Regions from separate parts of the Homo sapiens genome. Here all the other regions are linked to region 5. A link is a contact called in ENCODE Hi-C or POLR2A ChIA-PET data. All regions are on one chromosome and are shown on one strand. The core of a region is the stretch at or near the end of the contact, and the rest is flanking DNA. Distances in the headings are between cores, read along the strand shown.

Region 1 (2,700 bases), core at 115-2,614, 1.7 Mb after region 5:
TTGGGGCTGGTATCCAGCTAGTGTATTTTCCCTCATGGAGCGGGAACAACAGAGATAAAGGTTTTGATAAATATAGAGGCCTCTTAGAAGTGTCAGGACTGAATCTAAAAGAGCTGAATCTAAAAGAAGAGGGAGGCTGGGTGCGGTGGCTCACGCCTATAATACCAGCACTTTGGGAGGCTGAGGCGGGTGGATCACTTGAGGTCAGGAGTGCAAGACCAGCCTGGCCATGATGGTGAGACCCCCGTCTCTAGTAAAAATTAGCTGGACATGGTGGCAGATGCCTGTAATCCCAGCTACTTAGGAGGCTGAGGCTGGAGAATCGCTTGAACCCAGGAGGCGGAGGTAGCACCGAGCCAAGATCGCGCCACTGCACTCCAGCCTGGGCGACAGAGCAAGACTCCGTCTCAAAAAAATAAAACAAAAATAAATAAAAGAAGAGGGAAGATGGAAGGACTTTTAGGCTCAAGAGCAGCATCTCAACTCTTTTTTTTTTTTTTTTTTTTTGAGACGGAGTCTGGCACGGTCGCCCAGGCTGGAATGCAGCAGCACGATCTCAGCTCACTGCAACCTCCGCCTCCCGGGTTCAAGCGATTCTCCCACCTCAGCCTCCCAAGTAGCTGGGATTACACTGAGATTACAGGCAAGCGCCACCACACCTGGCTACCAACTCTTTTATGAAGACTCTTTTGTTTACAGAATTAAAGGAAGCACCTTGTTCTGAATCCAGTTTTGCCATTGACGGACTCACTGTATGACTAGGCCAAAACCCTCTGGTTTCTGTTTTCCCATTAGTTGGTTGAAGTACATACACCCTCATCTATCGGAACACGGGGCTTAGTAAAGTGAAAAGAAGTAGGTTCTAGCTCATTCTAGCACTTTTGGAAAATTGGGTCACCTCTTTGGGCCTTAATTTCGTCATCTATAAAACAGGAAAAAATCAGTCCTCAGCTTACCTGATGTTGCAATGACTTAGTGAGATAACAGAAGTGAATGGCAGCTTTGTCTATCATACTTGTGAGGTAAAGTTAATGAGAGTGAGAGATCTGGAAATAGGGAAGAAAGAAAGGAGTCGAGGCAAAGCTAAAAGAAATTTGGGTTGGGAAAGGAAAAAAGAAATGAAGAGAAAGAAAAAGGAAAAGGGAATTTCAAAAGAGATAAAGGCTGTGAGAGGAAGTGCAACAGGTCAGGAAACTGGGGGAGGGTCCACGGCAACGGCTGCGGCACGGCAACGGCTGCGGCACGGCAACGGCTGGGGCACGGCAACGGCTGGTGCATGTTGCCGGCGGAGGCATTTAGGTAGTGCACGACGGCTGGGCGCCGGGCCTGTTTGGCTGTGACGCCCACCCCCGGCTTTCATCCGCCTATGCCCTAGGGCTAGTGGAAGACTTAAGATGGCGGCGTTTGCACGGAGTGCAATCACTGCGTCCTTACGGGGGTTGCAAGGCGTCCGAAGTATGAGTCCACTAACAAAAGTCCAGAAACTCGCCAGTTAATAGTATTGTGGTGAGTGATGAGCCTCACGTTGGCTAGAGAAGTGGCCGTTAGCGAGGCTACACACTTTGGGATCGCGTGGCCTGAGTCGGGGGAGTAACCGGCCTGTATTCCATTTTTCTCTCTCCAGTCTCTTCAAAATATCGGAGAATAATTTCTTTCTCGCTGATCGCCTAACTTCTACTGACGAAGCTTGGAAGTTGCAGAAGGTAGCTCCTAGGAGGGATATATGGGTCGTTCTTTCCTTTTTCCTTATTTAAATGGGTTTTTATTGACACCATGTCGCGCCAAAATGGATTCCATCTCCTCAGAGCTTTCCTAGGAACAGCCTAACCTCTTGGGCCTAACTTTATTTTTTTTTTGTTCTGCCTTTCATGTCCAGACTTATTAGTTTTAATTAATTTGTTTGTAACGTATTCATTATGCACTAGATTAAACAATTTTTTTCTGTGCCCACTATACCCCAAATGTGGAGTTTTGGGCAAAAACTTAACATTTGTTCTTGAAGCATCTCAGAGGTGTGTGTGTGTGTGTGTAATCTTTGGGGGACTTACATTGCCAGGTTGATTACTCACTAAGAAAAGAGCTAGATTTCCTGTTTTCAAATCTGTTGGCGAAATTAAGTTTATGTTAAGCATAGCATGTTTACTATATATATGGGGAAGACAGTTAAGAGTGACATCTAATATGTTGTTAAATGCTTATGTGATTAAAGTAAATTTCATGCATTACCGCGGAGTATGAATTGCTGCAACCTTTTAGAAAAGAATCTGGCAATATTTAGGGAAATAAAAAATACAGATATCACTTGAACAAAAACTGGAATTCAAAAGTCTGACTTTTAAGAATCTATCCTACAGAAATAAAAGTACCAGTATATAATGACGCATGAACAAGGATACTTTTGTACTATTTTGTTCTTGTGACAACTGGAAACAACCTGTGTATCCATCAATAGGAGAATGTTTGAGTAAATTTTGGTACATAAATATTATGAAATATTTTGACTTTTGACCTAGAGAATCTTATGATGGATGGTTATGTGAGAAAAGTAAGTTGCAGAATAGTCTAGTATGAGTCCTTTTTTTTTTTTGATGGGGTGATGAAGGAATGCAAGATTAACTTCTTTATCTTTTGGAGGAGACGTTAAATATATTATGAAATACTTAAGACATATACAGATATACAAGGAATAATACAATGAAC
Region 2 (2,700 bases), core at 157-2,656, 1.2 Mb before region 5:
CTCAATAAGATTTCAAAGCCCAAGTAGGAGACCACAATTTCTCATTCAATTCACTCCTTCAACAATGAAAGCACATACACTCTTTTAGTTCTTCAATGCTGTTTGAGCAGGATGCTGTCCACAGAGAATATTCTGGCCTTTTAGTCTGAGAAGAAAACATAAGGAAAACTAGAAAATGATTCTCAAACTGTTTTGCCTATAACCACTTCAAGTGGGCAAAAGATCCTGCAAACCAAGTACTCTATCTGCACATTCCATCCTTGCATTATGGGCTAAGCACTAGAGAGTAAAGTCCTCTATCATGCATGCTGGAAGAAGCCACTCCTGGGCAATTCTGAAATGTCATGTATTAAAGTAACTACAGACCAGGGTCAGAATCCAAAAGGGTAATCTAGGACAGAAAGGGCAAAAAGCCATTCATATACAAAGTACCTAAACGAGAGTCAATAAATACTGAAATAAACATTCTGGATACTTCAAATCTAAAGGATCCACATAGAATGAAAGCAGTGACTGACAAGGCACCAATCCCAGGGCCAGGCCAGGTTTCAAGGCGAGACAGCACGTAGTATCTGCGAAAACTTAAGCATAAAACATTTCTCTCCTTCAGATGCTGATCCGACACAAGTTAGGAAAGCGCTCGGTCTCAAGGAGACTCCCTTTCTTATTTCTGCTCCCACAAGCCTACTGTCTGCCTTTTCTGGAATCTACCTTCCCTTTAATTCAAGGCTTTGCTTTACTCCATTATCCCAGGGAGACCTCATTAGAAAGCAGCCGGCCTTCCTGCCCTCCCTCTTCAGACTTCTCACAACCTAGTTTAGTTATGGAGCTCAGCGATATATCGCCTTGGCTTTCCATCCCCCAGCCCTCTTCCATCCTCCCTCCCTTCCTTCAGTCGCTACAGCCGTGATTCCTATCTCCTTGAATTCCTCACTCTAATCTTTTTCCATCCACCCCACCCTATCCAGCCATGCTTCACTTCCTCATGGGTAGCTTTCCTGCATCCCCGTCCGATGTCTCCCTCAGGAGTTTTCTGCATCCTCCGGCCACAACTGAATCGGCAGACCTCGTTCCAAGCCTATTATACCCCTAACCCCCAAATGACCCCTAAGGCGTCTTCCCCGCCGTTAGTTGCCCCCGCGGTAGCCTCCCTCCCCCCTCCCGCTCGCGCCGCCCGGTCCTCCCTCAGCTGTCTCCCTCACCCCGTGACTCACCCGCATGCGAACCTCATAGGTGGTGAAGCGCGCGCGTCCCACGCCCACCGTCTGAGGATTAAAGATGTCGATCTCCAGGAAGTTACTTGGCGGCCCGTAAGCGTCGGTCAGGTCCTGCGGCTTCGAGTTAAGGCGCCGGGTATCAGCTACTGCCGTGTCCGACATCTTTCCGAAGGAGAGCCTGGGACCGGGGAAAGGGGGTGGGGGACAGAGGCCTGAGGCAGGAGCGCGCACGGCCCCTCCCGCTTGCAAAATAACTAGCCAACCCACAGGCGGCGGCGGCGCGCACGCGCGCCCACGCACGCACGCGCACGCCGCACGGGCCTGGGCCCCGGGCTCTGAATAGCGGCCGTGCTGACTGCTGCGCGCCCTGTAGAGTGGAGGCCATATTCAGGCTTCCGGGTGATGTTTGTGGCCACCCGGGAACCTGCATCCCCAATACGCAGTACCCAATACCCTGCCTAGCAGCACAGGCTGGCTCCGCCAATCGCGGCTCCTCAACCCAAGAAATTGTCTCGTACCGTGTATCAATCAACAGTGGGCACTGCCCCGTGAGCCAGGCTCCTACAGTGATAGGCCGAAGCCCAGTGACCTGAATAAGTCCTGGTTTTCCGCGAAAATAGAAGGGTGGTCTATGGAGGGTGGGGTTCCAACAATAGTACTGAGAACCTATAACGTAGCCGTCCCACCTGTGCCACTGATGGTTTCAGTTCACGCCACACACAATGGCGCACTCAGCACTACGTATGGCGCCAGGAAAGCAGCAAGCAACTAGGATGGGGTAAAGAAAGACATTTCTCTCTTACTTTTCAGGAAAATTGGGCATATCTTACTCCTTGTTGCCACACTCCAGGTGTACTCAATCTTACATTTATCAGCAAATTGAGGGTACTTATTTCATACCTTCTATTTCTACTCCGCAGAACTCCATACTTGGCACTGCTCTGAGGTTGCTTGCAACCCATAATGGAGATAGAATAAATGTTTACATGAGAATATCTATAGAAATATTAATATTTATATGACTAATTTACATATGCTCCACATTAAAGGGTAGACTGGGTGATGATTTCAGGTCATCCTTTCTCCACCTTTCCCCTGCCCTCCTCTACTCAAAAAATATTTCCCATATCACTGATGCCTGAAATTCTTTCAACAGAGTATGAGGCCCTACAATTTCACAATTGCTGTTTAATTCAATTTAACCAATATCCACTAAGCAAATACGTGCCAAGCACCATGCTAAACACTAAAATCCTGGAGTTAAATAAGAGTCCCTGCCCTCAAGGAGTTAACATTCTAGCAAGGGAGACAAGTAAACAAAACTAATATAATGCGACAAATACAAAATAAGTAAATGTTCAAAGCAGCACATAGGAAATGTATAACTGGAAAAATTAGGGGAGGTTCCCCTGGAGGAGGAAACATCTGAGTTTAACAGACATGAAAAGACATAAAGGACAAATAGGAGTGGAAATAGGGAAAG
Region 3 (2,700 bases), core at 1-2,500, 1.6 Mb after region 5:
CTTGAACACTGCGACAGAACTGGATCCGCCATTTTGGACAACCTAACAAAGCACAGCCCGCCATGCTGAGCAATGCCGCAATGTCAAAATCGCCATTTTAAGCCCTGCACCTTAGTCTTTCCTAACCTTCCATTTTTAACTAGTCCCTTGTACTGATAAAAGATGATTCTTACTGCCTCCCGATACAACAATCACGCAAAGCTCCTAACAAGCCCCAAATCAATTCATTCAGATAGGTTTAGCTCATGCAATGCACATGACTTCCTCTGCCTGACCTGCTATCATCCATCTTGCCTCCCTAGTTTAACTTAGCACAAACGACTAGCCCTAAGCCGAGTTATGCGGCAAGTCTAAAATGGCGGCCACTTTTCCTCCACAATCTGAACACGCCCTTAGCTTAACTGCAGAGTCATTCTCTGCCAAAGCGGTAGGTACACTCACACACCACCAAATGATCAGCAGCAAAAAAAAGTGTAGATATTCCAGAGAGTGCAACAACCCACAAAACCAACATTTTTTCATCCATAAAAAGCACCGATGGGCGATGAAAAAAAAAAATCAAAGCAGGTATCCGCGGCCCCGATGGGCCAGAAAAACAAAAATTAAAGCAGGTATCCGAGGCCCCGATGGGCAAGGAAAAATAAAAAAAAAAAAAGCAGGTATCCGAAGCCCCGATGGGCCAAAAAAAGAAAATTTTTAAAAAGCAGATATCCGTCACCCCGATGGGCCAGAGTGTTGGGGGTTCAGAGGGGAAGGGAATCAGCAGGTATCCGATACCCCGATGGGCTAAGGAAAAAAAAATAAAAAGCAGGTATCCGCGGCCCCGATGGGCGAATAAAAAAGAATTAAAAGGCAGGTATCCACGGCCCCGTTGGGCAAAGAAAAAATAATAAAACCAGGTATCCGCAGCCCCGATGGGCAAAATATAGAAAAGAGAGTGGAAGAGTAAAAAACTGATCCACAAAAAACAGAGATGTCAACCAAAAATGATTCCAAAGAAAAATTCCTTAAATATTAAAAATTGCCTCAAAATATTCCAAATACTTTCTTTAAAAAAATATGGAGGACGTGTCAAGAAGACACTAGGAGAAAGTATAGAATTTAAAAAAATATTTTATGGAATTTAGGTGATTTTTTTAAAGAAATACGCCATAAAGGGTGTTGGGGGACTAGAAAATGTTCTAGAAAGAACCCCAAGTGCAGAGAGATCTTCAGTCAGGAAGCTTCCAGCCCCGAGAGAGTAAGAAATATGGCTGCAGCAGCGAATTGCAGCGCTTTAAGAACTGAAGGGGGGGCTGAGGGCGGAGAGAGCATAAGAGGCGTGGCCTAGAAGATTGAAAGCCGGACATCTTTGTGATTTGGTTGGTTCAAAATTTACCCAGTAAGGACAAAAAAGGGAAATTTCAAGAAAGCAAAGACATACCAGAAAGAACATTAACTGGAAGTAGACTTCATTTCTAGACCAGGAGTCACAACTTCAATGGGTTTTCCAGTTCTCATCTATAACATGGGGACATTGAGTAAATCAAGCAATAATTAATGCTAAAATCCTCCATAAACTGCATAATAAATGTAAAGATGTTAATTCAGCTTGGTTTTGAGAATGGGGGAAGGGATAGGTAGAGCTTTGATGTGTTGATAAAGTATCCAAATATATCATTCAAACCAGAATTTGTAACTCCTCCACCAAACTTTTGAACCAAAGAAGCTAGAAAGGAGTAATACATTGAGGTTAGTACCATCTTCAAGGGACTTCCCATTCCATTATCCCATGTAATAGATAATGGAATATGTATTGCATAGATAATAATAAAGGATTATTCCTGTTTTATACATTAAAATAGAGTCCTATAGAGGTTACATCATGTGCCCGAGGTCACACACCATGATTCAGAGTCAATGTAGTTTTTACTCCAACACTCTACCTTGTATGGCTCCCAACCATAAGAGAACGGAAGTGCTTACGAGTCAATTGGTGAGCAAGAGAGAAAAAGGAAAGAAAGACATTTCATAGAATGGCTATTTGGTTCCTAAATAATCAAGAAAGAGTACTGTTTGTGACCTGTTTGTAATTTTTTAACTATGACTCCTTAATCTTTACTATTTTCCTATTTCCTCCATGAATCTGAGGAACCCAACATTGGACCAACCATATGACACAGTAGTGAAGTTGACCCTCTGTCAGTAACTGATAAGTGGTAGGAAGAAAAAGCTCATATAAAAGCCAAAGCTGCCCTCAGAAACCTGGCTATTTCAGTAGGAAGCAATTAATCTCATAAACTCTTCTATGTCATTCGAGAAACAACAGAGAACCAGAAGGGAGACAATGGCAACTTAAGTATTATAGAGCAACTTCTAGAAAGTCAAAGGATACATTACCCTCCCACTGGCTGAACTGGAAAGTGTAACTATCGACCCAAATCTATCAGGTAAGCTTGCTCTTCAGTTTCCAGAAAAATAATAAAGTATGCAAATTTTCTTCCTTAAGAAATACCTTCCATCTTCTAAGTGTCCTTGGATCAAACAAAAAAAGTAATCTGACTTGTCATTCCAAATGAGGGTTATTGTATTGTAAAGTGGTGCAATACAATGGTACCTTTGAGAAAACAATGCTTAACAAAGAGAGAAACTACCTACAGTGACACCTATGAAGCAGCTATCAGAAAGACTGGATTACCAAACCTCTAATACAACTTTATC
Region 4 (2,700 bases), core at 1-2,500, 1.2 Mb before region 5:
CCTGGCCTAGACAAGTCAGGATCCTGAAGGTAGTGCCCCTAATACCTCCTCCCTTCCCATCATGATCCCCTACCTCCTCTTTTCTGCCCATGTACCCTTATGATAAAAGAACACTACTCTGTAGACTCCAATGTCCCACAGTATCCCTGGTCTCTTGACCCTTTCTTTCCAAATTACCCAGATTCTGCAGTTTTAGCATCTGTGTGGCCTGTCTCCTGGGTTCCCGTGGGTCCTGGAGCTGAACAACAAATGTTTGGTAGAGGTGGATCTCCTTTTTTTGCAACTGACAGCCAGAAGTGATTTCTTCAGAGAATAGATAGTGGCTGCACTTCTGGACTTTATCATTATCCGAGTTCTTGTACCTAGAGGAGAAAGGTTGGAAGGAAGAGGAACAGTGGGGCCAATCTGGGTACTGCAGATATCCAGAGCCTAGCCTCATCTCCCCTCAACCGACTTATGACTTACCCCAGGAGAAAACAGTGGGGTACCTGGGAGACTTGCTACCCTCTCTCTTGGTCTCTGATCCAACCCACCTCTTCTTCATCCCCTCCCCCTCGTCCCTTCTCATACCAATAATGCAGAGTGAGGTTGGTAGGCTGGGGCTCAGAGCTGCTGTTCCAAGTGCAATTCATGTACTCGACATTGAACACAAAACACTGAACCTCTGGGAGGGGCAGAGTGGAAACACTGAGGGAGTCAGTGGGCATAGTGGTCAGGAAGAAATCTAGATTGGGGAGAAAATGAAGGCAGGGAGGGAAAGAGAAATGATGGTCAGAAGGAGGAGGCCAAGCACGGTGGCTCATGTCTGTAATCCTGGTGCTTTGAAAGGCTGAGGCAGGAGGATCACTAGAGGCCAGGAGTTTGAGACCAGCCTAGGCAACATAGTGAGACCCTGCCTCAAAAGAAAGAAAGAAACAAACAAACAAGAAAGAAAGAAGAAGTAGCGTGAGGCAGGGAACCCTCCCCCTTGCCCTTCCCACTCCACTTTTCAATTCTGCCCACATGATTGTAATGGCCAGTGGCAGGCACCAGATCTCTGTACGGCCCCTTCCCACAGCCACCCTTCTCACCAGCCCCCTCCAGTCCCAGATTTCCCACCAGCTGTGGTGTCTTCATTCCCATTGGGCGTCAGAATTGTCGTGTTCAGCCCCACTCCCAGCAGGGGCAGCTGCAGGAATAAGAGGGATGTGAATGGTAATGATGGCTTCAACATGGCGCTTGCTCTTCATTCCCTGGGTGTAGTCTGTCTGTGTCAGGAACCTGGGTCCCTCACCCACTACCCCTCCCCACCCACACGTTTCCTCTGTCATAGCTTCCGGTGGAAAGAACCTTATAAACCAGGGCTTTACAGAGGGTGTGGCAAATATGTGCTGTGTGACACGGGCTAAGTCCTCTAGGAGATTAGGTGCTGCTGTAAGGTGGTAAACAGAAACTAAAGCTGGATATACAATAGTGTCACAGACTCAAAAATCCTCAGCCCACCTAGATCCTGGGAAGGATCTGTTCACTACCACTAGCACCATTCTCAACCACCTTCTCCTCTAAATCATTACCTTCTATAATGGAAGTTCTGAACCCCCACCCCCGACATCACCGTTCTATGCCATGCCTCTTCCTTGACTTGGTCACCCTTAAATCTCTGTCAAAGCTCTACTGTTTTGGGAGGATGGAAAATACCGTCTTGGCTCCTGTGGGCACATATACAGCTGTCTTTCCTCTGATCTAATCCAAACCAGAATACCCACCCTTAGCTGCTGCCTGAGCTGGGTCCCTGTTGAGACTGGCGAGGAAGTGTGACTTATAATACAAAAATATTCTAGAAATGGAGGAACAACAATACTAGCTTCAAGCTTCCCATCTTCCCCCAACTCTGCTTCTCTTCCTGCCTTCCCCACCTCAGTCAATGGTATCGTCACCCTCTCAGTCACCCAGACTTGAAACCTCAGAATCAGCTTCAATTTCTCCCCCTCTCTCACCCAGAGAATATAACCCACTCTGCTTCTGTGGTGTTTCTCCCAACGGTTTCCTCCTTTCCATTACCACAGCCACTCTGCTAAATCAGTCTTTCATTAGCTCTAGTCATGATTCTATCTAGACTCCATCAACTGGCCTCCCTTTCTAAAGGCCCTCTGCTCTCTAATCCATTCTTCATCCTGTTGCCAGTTTTACCTTCCCCGAAAACACAGAGGTGATTGGAGAAGCCACTTACAGAAACTATTTATTCAGCAAACATTTATTACGTTTTTAATATGTGCCAGGCACTGTGCTTATGTTCTGGAAATAGACCAACAAGACATCCTCATATTTCTAGACACTCACAGAAAAGTGGGGAAGACATAAACAAGTAATACAACATAGTGTAACAAGTCCTATAGCATAAATGTAGAGATACTACAAAGTATGTGAGCACAGAAGAGGAAGTAACTAAATTTACCAAGATGGAGAGGGGGATAGTTTAGTGAAGGCTGTGCTGAAGAGGTGCTATTTCAGTGGCATCTTAAAGAATGAGTGTAATTTTACCAGACAGAAAGTGGTGTAGGATATTAAGCAAAGAAAAACAGCACTTGCCTGGGAGTCTCAGGAAAACTGGACTATATGGCCCAGCTTAGTATTTAGTATGTATCTTTAGTATGTATTAGTTTGCTAGGGCTGCCATAAGTTATCCCCAAACTGAGTGGCTTAAACCAACAGAAATTTATT
Region 5 (2,872 bases), core at 231-2,730:
CACTCAAACCTACCTCCTAGTCCACCAGATCCACTAACTGAACACCAAGACCGTCCATATTACACCCAACTTGGACTTTTACACAGGAGGTGTAAAAAGCATCCAAAACTATTTCATACCTTAAAGTTTTATAGCATCTTCCCTGTCAGAGGACCAGGATCATTAAGAACATGAATCCTGAGTCCATGTAAATGTACTATGTGGTATGTGGAATAAATGAGGCACAAAAATATTAAATCGATTGGAAGTGGAGGACAGCTAGATAGTATAGCTCCTTCAAGGGCAGAGGAAGCCAAGAATAGATATTCCTCCCCTAGCCTGGTCCCCAAATGAGTCCTGGGAGACACTTAAAAACAGTGGCCACGGAAATATTTATATAAGATACTTACAAACACACCGGTCAATTTATCCAGCATCCAATGCTTTGGAGCTGCCACCCGCTTCAGATGCTTCTTGGGACCACGAGCCTGAAAGTTTTAGATTGCAATGCTGTTAATCAGGTTTCAGAACAGCTTATAAAACCTAGTGTGAAACTAAACTCTTAGTTTAGTTTCATCTTCAGCAAAATGTGGACAATATTAAAGTATAGTGTTCCGATAAAACAGAAACAAACACAGTTATTTAACAAACACCGTGAGATCCATAAGCTGCAACAAGCCTTCTTATTGTAACAGAGAATATTCTTGGTTACTATGTTTCAGAACGTTTACTGATTACTATCTTTCAGAACCTTGCTAAAGTGTTTCCATGTTACTGTTTGAAACTGTATCTGCTTAGAGGTTAGGGTCTTTCAAGAACACCATACTAGTGAAACGCACAGCAACAGAAATGAGCCAGGAGTCTACCTGTGTTTCTAAAGTTTTCACAATTTATTACCGTCTGTTTTTGACACGTATGGAACAAGATTCTGACATCCGCACAAACACATGTGCTGCTCCTTCGTACACTAAAGCCAAAAGCTGACACCAATTTTACTTTAAAAAGAGTAAGGAAGCCTTTTTAATGCTGTGTCCAGATGCTTACCGGCCACGTATGGTAAAGTCAGGCCGTGCCAAAAAGGCAATGACAAAGAAAACCTTTCTCCGCCGGGCACCCCCAGCGCCCACCAACCTCGGGCTCGCAGTCTGAGCTCCTGGCCCAGCCGCGGCTCCGGCCCGGGAGGAAAAGCAGCTTCTCCCGGGATCAGGACGTATGGCCGGGTCAGAAACCGAGGCCTTCCCAACAGCAGCACCAGATCTGCGCCTCCCCAACCCTAGGCCAGCGTTCGCCCTTCGCCCTGGAGCCCGTCCCGGCCTACCACGGAGGCCGTGATCCCTTCGCCTCTGCCCGGCCATCCCCAGTAGGAATCCCGAAACCTCGGGCAGCCCCGGCCGGGGGAGGATGGAGGCGGATACGTCCTAAGAGCTCGCTAACTAAACGGCTTACCATGGCTGCGTTAGGCAAGGAAAGAGGACCTCCGTCTTCCGGTGCGCGTAGAAATTGGGGCTGGAGACTGCGCGCGCCGGATTTTCAGCTGCTCCGCCCAGCTCAGCCCTTTGCTGGCGCGCCGGGACTCTTTCTTGCCATCTGCTGGTGGGAGGTCAGAAGTCCCGAGTTGAGGAACCGCCGCGGAAAGAGGGTGTCTCCTAAGGGCGATTTCCTCCCTCCCCTTTTTCCGCCCTTCCTCCTCCCATATTTGCTGAGCGCCTCTTGTGTGCCTTATTCTGTGCTAGGTGCTGGGAATACAAAGATGAGCTACACAACATCCCTGGCCTCAAGGAGAGTTCAAAGTGAGCTTACTTCCAGTCTCACGTACAGATGATTCTACGCCTGTAATCCCAGCACTTTGGGAGGCCGAGGCGGGCGGATCATGAGGTCAGGAGATCGAGACCATCCTGGCTAACACAGTGAAACCCCGTCTATACTAAAAAAAAATACAAAAAAATTAGCCGGGCATAGTGGCGGGCGCCTGTAGTCCCAGCTACTCGGGAAGCTGAGGCAGGAGAATGGCGTGAACCCCGGAGGTGGAGCTTGCAGTGAGCCGAGATCGCGCCACTGCACTCCAGCCTGGGCGACAGAGCGAGACTCCGTCTCAAAAACAAAACAAAACAAAACAAAACAAAGAACTTGTATATAATCAATAGAATACATTTTAATAAATATTTAATGTTATTTCTTAAACGTATTTTGTCTGTCCCTTTTTTGTGTTCCCTTGAGCCAGCCAGGCAGCCCATACTGAGTTGGGAAGAGCCAACAACGTTTTTAACCCCCTCTTGCTTCTCTGCTTGAACTCTGACATCCTCCCCCTTGCTTCCTGTACAACGCATTTGGCACTTATAGAGACTCAGGGAGGAGAGAGGATATTAGAAATCGTCTGGTTATATCTAACTAAAATGTAGATCTGATCCTGCTTCGAAACTGCCCTTGGCCCTCTGTTTCCTGCCGTAAGGGAGCAGGTCTGAACTTTATCTGGCTCCATTGCTCTCTCTCCCCAATCCCAAACTTCAAAGCTCAAGCCCCACCAAGCTAGTTTGTTCCGAGGGAGTCAGCTCTTTTTGTTTGTTTGTTTGGGAGACAGGGTCTCACTCTGTCACCCAGGCTGTAGTGCATGGCTCACTGCAGCCTCGACAGACAGCCCGGGCTCAAGCGATCCTCTCACTTCAGCCCCCACGAGTAGCTGGGACAACAGGCGCACGCCACTGCACCCAACTAATTTTTTGTAGTTTTATTTTTTTGTAGAGACGGGGTTTCGCCATGTTACCTAGGCTGGTCTCAAACTCCTGGACTCAAGCGATCCGCCCGCCTCGACCTCCCAAAGTGCTGGGATTACAGGCCTGAGCCACTGCGCCTGGCTAGAGTCAGCTCTTTCAAGACTGCTTGTGGACTCGATTCC
Region 6 (2,715 bases), core at 146-2,645, 1.1 Mb before region 5:
AAAGAGGTAACAAGAGAACACACAAACAAATGGGCTTACAGTGTTCACATTTCTTATCTTGTATCAACTAAAGTTTAACCATAGTTGGCCGGGCCTGATGGCTCACACCTGTAATCCCAGGACTTACGGAGGCCGAGATGGGCAGATCACCTAAGGTCAGGAGTTTGAGACTAGCCTGGCCAACATGGTGAAACCCTGCCTCTACTAAATAAAAATAAAATAAACCCCATCTCTACTAAAATACAAAAATTAGCTGGGCATGGTGGCACACTCCTGTAACCCCAGCTACTCGGGAGGCTGAGGCTGGAGAATAGCTTGAACCCGGGAGGTGGAAGTTGCACTGAGCTGAACCACTGCACTCCAGCCTGGATGACAGAGCGAAATTCCATCTCAAAATAAATAAATAAATAAATAAATAAATAAATAAATAAATAAATAAAGCTTAACCACAGAGGAGGCCAGGCGCAGTGACTCACGCCTGTAATCCAAGCACTTTGGGAAGCTGAGGCAGGTGGATCACCTGAGGTCAGGAGTTCGAGACCAGCTGGGCCAACATGGTGAAACCCCATCTCCACTAAAAGTACAAAAAATTAGCCAGATGTGGTGGCAGGTACCTGTAATCCCAGCTACTTCGAAGGCTGAGGCAGCAGAATCACTTGAACCCGGGAGGCGGAGGTTGCAAGGAGCCGAGATCGTGCCATTGCACTCCAGCCTGGGCAACAAGAGTGAAAACTCCATCTCAAAAAAAAAAAAAAAAATCATAGAGGAAGTTATCTGGTACAATGTATAGGGCACCTAAGCAAATCCTTTTTTGCCAGGGTAACCTTTCCCAACTCATGAGAGGTCAGAGGTTAGACAAAGCTGCGTAGACCCGAACCTGAAGGTTGGTGCAAAAGTAATGGCGGTTTTTGCAATTACCTTTAACGGCAAAAACCGCCATTACTTTTGCACCAGCCTAACAGATCTAGTGAGTTTCACAGTCCCTGGTGGAATCGGTTTCCCATACTGCTCTCAGTGCAGAGACCCTAGTGGGTGCCTTCTGTCCTGGCACGTGCTGCTTTCCGGTTCTGCGGTTACCCTGGCCCTTGGGTTTCCCCCACCCTCCTCCCATCCTTTTCAGGCTCCCGGAAAGAGAAGACCCCCAGTGAAACTCCACCCCTTCACATAGTTTTGATGACTTAGGACATGTGTTCGGACAAATACAAAAAAATGTGCTTACGATTCTAATTAGAAAAAGACACTTAGAATTGAGACTGCTTCTGAAAATCTGATCCTGTGCTGGCAGTTCCTGTTGTTCTCAGCTAGTATTTCGTTTTAGTCCCCTAAAGTGGCCATGTGACCTTGATAGCAAACGCCATCTTTCTGCGGAGCCCGCCTGAGCTGCGGCAAGCTGCTCTGACGGCTCGCTAGCAATCTGCCTTTTCCGATTTCAAAATCTTTAGACCGCCCACCAAAACCCTTTTTCCGGTCGGAGAGGCCCGGCAGGCTCTCAGGTCATTTGCGGAGCAAACGTGATTGACACGATCTGCGTCTAATGAATGTTCGTCTGCTTCCCAGCTCGGATTACTAGTTCCGCTCCCTTTCCCAGTTTGTTTTTGATGACTCATCCCTCAAATTCTTCACACACTCGCCTGATTCCCGCCCCTCCCGTCCTCTCTCTCCTCGCTCCCACTCGACGCCCACCCCCCACCTCCGCCGCCTCGCCCTAGGGAAGTGGATTTGGTGAATCCTATCGAGGATCGTTTTTTTACAGTGTATTTTGAACATATAGAAGCAAAAAGCACAATTTCCGTACAGGAAAGAGGAGGTTCATTTCCTTATAAGGAGCTTAACCCCTCACTGTTCTTTGAGCTTTTTCTCGTCCACAAGATCGGGGTGGGAGCAGGGGCAGGAGAAACGACAGCGGGGCTTTTGCCACTCAATTTCCAGTTCAATTCCAGAACCCCCGCAGCTCTGAGTCCCTAGCAAAGGTCAGCTGCCTTGCCCCAACAGCCGGCCCCACTGAGGGAGGAGTCCGGGGGAGTACAGTCAGGGTTGAAAGTTTACAAACATTTCTCTGGGTCTCGGGCATCTGCAGTGGGCACCTGCGGTGGGCACGTATGACAGTTTTGCCGGGGGCTGCAAATGCAAAATTGCAGCCCTAAAGAGGAAACAGACCTTCAGTCGTTAATAGGAGGAGGGGGAAAGGAAGGGGGAGTAAGAAAAGTAGGGAGCTGAGACTGAACTAACAAGCTCTTCTGGACCCAGACCCCTGAAATAGGCGAATGAATGGACTTCCACCTGCACAAGAAATCCTAGCTTTCCTGGATAGGGTCAAATGAAGCCAATAGAACATCCATAGTGAGAAGTTGGCAAGAGACTGGCTAAATTTGCCCCCTTTGGGCTGCTTCTTGTAGTCTCATTTGCTCTTTGATGCTCACACAACCATCACCACTTCTCTGCTGTGTCTCTTTATCCCACAGCTAAAGCATGTGATTGAAAACTTGCAGTTTGACCTAAGTTTAACACTGCCTTGTATAGGGCTTTGTGAATAATGGGTGCAGGATCAATTCCCCGGAGCCTGAGTATCATACCAAAGGCTAGAGACTCAGGGGCCTCCCAGTCTGCAAAGTGCTCTCAGACTCAGGCACATATTCTGAGGGAGCTTTTGCATTTTGGTCTTGGATCTCCAGGAGAGGACAGGAGTTTGCCGATTGGGAAAACAAAGAAGGTGCT

What was found. Hi-C counts contacts between places; a loop is a spot of excess contacts on that map. ChIA-PET counts read pairs that join two places held with the same protein, here RNA polymerase II (POLR2A). Pooled maps may share reads with other maps.
Region 1: a map of naive thymus-derived CD4-positive, alpha-beta T cell shows a loop between it and region 5 (5-fold over the local background). The contact joins the promoter of JPX here to the promoter of RPS4X in region 5. A Hi-C loop is called at or near these places in 1 of 168 maps with a recorded cell type or tissue (naive thymus-derived CD4-positive, alpha-beta T cell), 7 of 37 single-sample maps with no recorded cell type and 13 of 50 pooled maps. POLR2A ChIA-PET finds 5 or more read pairs at or near these places in 1 of 52 experiments (naive thymus-derived CD4-positive, alpha-beta T cell).
Region 2: a loop to region 5 is called in a map of naive thymus-derived CD4-positive, alpha-beta T cell, with 9 times the contacts of the local background. The contact joins the promoter of SNX12 here to the promoter of RPS4X in region 5. A Hi-C loop is called at or near these places in 1 of 168 maps with a recorded cell type or tissue (naive thymus-derived CD4-positive, alpha-beta T cell) and 6 of 50 pooled maps. POLR2A ChIA-PET finds 5 or more read pairs at or near these places in 1 of 52 experiments (naive thymus-derived CD4-positive, alpha-beta T cell).
Region 3: a loop to region 5 is called in a map of GM12878, with 2.7 times the contacts of the local background. The contact joins the promoter of XIST here to the promoter of RPS4X in region 5. A Hi-C loop is called at or near these places in 1 of 168 maps with a recorded cell type or tissue (GM12878), 13 of 37 single-sample maps with no recorded cell type and 12 of 50 pooled maps.
Region 4: a loop to region 5 is called in a pooled map, with 4 times the contacts of the local background. The contact joins the promoter of IL2RG here to the promoter of RPS4X in region 5. A Hi-C loop is called at or near these places in 5 of 50 pooled maps. POLR2A ChIA-PET finds 5 or more read pairs at or near these places in 2 of 52 experiments (T-cell and activated CD4-positive, alpha-beta T cell).
Region 6: a loop to region 5 is called in a map of naive thymus-derived CD4-positive, alpha-beta T cell, with 12 times the contacts of the local background. The contact joins the enhancer-like site here to the promoter of RPS4X in region 5. A Hi-C loop is called at or near these places in 1 of 168 maps with a recorded cell type or tissue (naive thymus-derived CD4-positive, alpha-beta T cell) and 8 of 50 pooled maps. POLR2A ChIA-PET finds 5 or more read pairs at or near these places in 2 of 52 experiments (HEK293 and activated CD4-positive, alpha-beta T cell).

What each region holds. Positions count from the first base shown.
Region 1 is chrX:73,942,960-73,945,659 of GRCh38, forward strand. It overlaps JPX (JPX transcript, XIST activator), which reads left to right and starts at 1,365. Exons shown (of 5, transcript NR_024582.1): 1 at 1,365-1,506; 2 at 1,625-1,703. RefSeq lists an enhancer at 1,390-1,489.
Region 2 is chrX:71,066,928-71,069,627 of GRCh38, forward strand. SNX12 (sorting nexin 12) reads right to left here and starts at 1,407. Exons shown (of 4, transcript NM_013346.4): 1 at 1,215-1,407. The coding sequence starts at 1,379. RefSeq lists silencers at 1,370-1,563, 1,403-1,622.
Region 3 is chrX:73,851,464-73,854,163 of GRCh38, forward strand. XIST (X inactive specific transcript) reads right to left here and starts at 1,251. Exons shown (of 6, transcript NR_001564.3): 1 at 1-1,251. RefSeq lists enhancers at 1-105, 1-470.
Region 4 is chrX:71,110,327-71,113,026 of GRCh38, forward strand. It overlaps IL2RG (interleukin 2 receptor subunit gamma), which reads right to left and starts at 1,251. Exons shown (of 8, transcript NM_000206.3): 1 at 1,099-1,251; 2 at 571-724; 3 at 178-362. The coding sequence starts at 1,213. RefSeq lists enhancers at 712-1,911, 1,014-1,403.
Region 5 is chrX:72,275,768-72,278,639 of GRCh38, forward strand. RPS4X (ribosomal protein S4 X-linked) reads right to left here and starts at 1,481. Exons shown (of 7, transcript NM_001007.5): 1 at 1,426-1,481; 2 at 390-467. The coding sequence starts at 1,428. RefSeq lists enhancers at 981-1,060, 1,231-1,300.
Region 6 is chrX:71,180,661-71,183,375 of GRCh38, forward strand. No RefSeq gene overlaps it. Among named protein-coding and RNA genes, the nearest start is that of NLGN3, 37 kb to the left of the region's middle. RefSeq lists enhancers at 1,273-1,322, 1,379-1,673, 1,723-1,812. Within about 2 kb of position 1,396, at least 35 of the 41 ENCODE cell types and tissues checked have a DNase peak (open chromatin) inside an H3K27ac peak, as active enhancers do.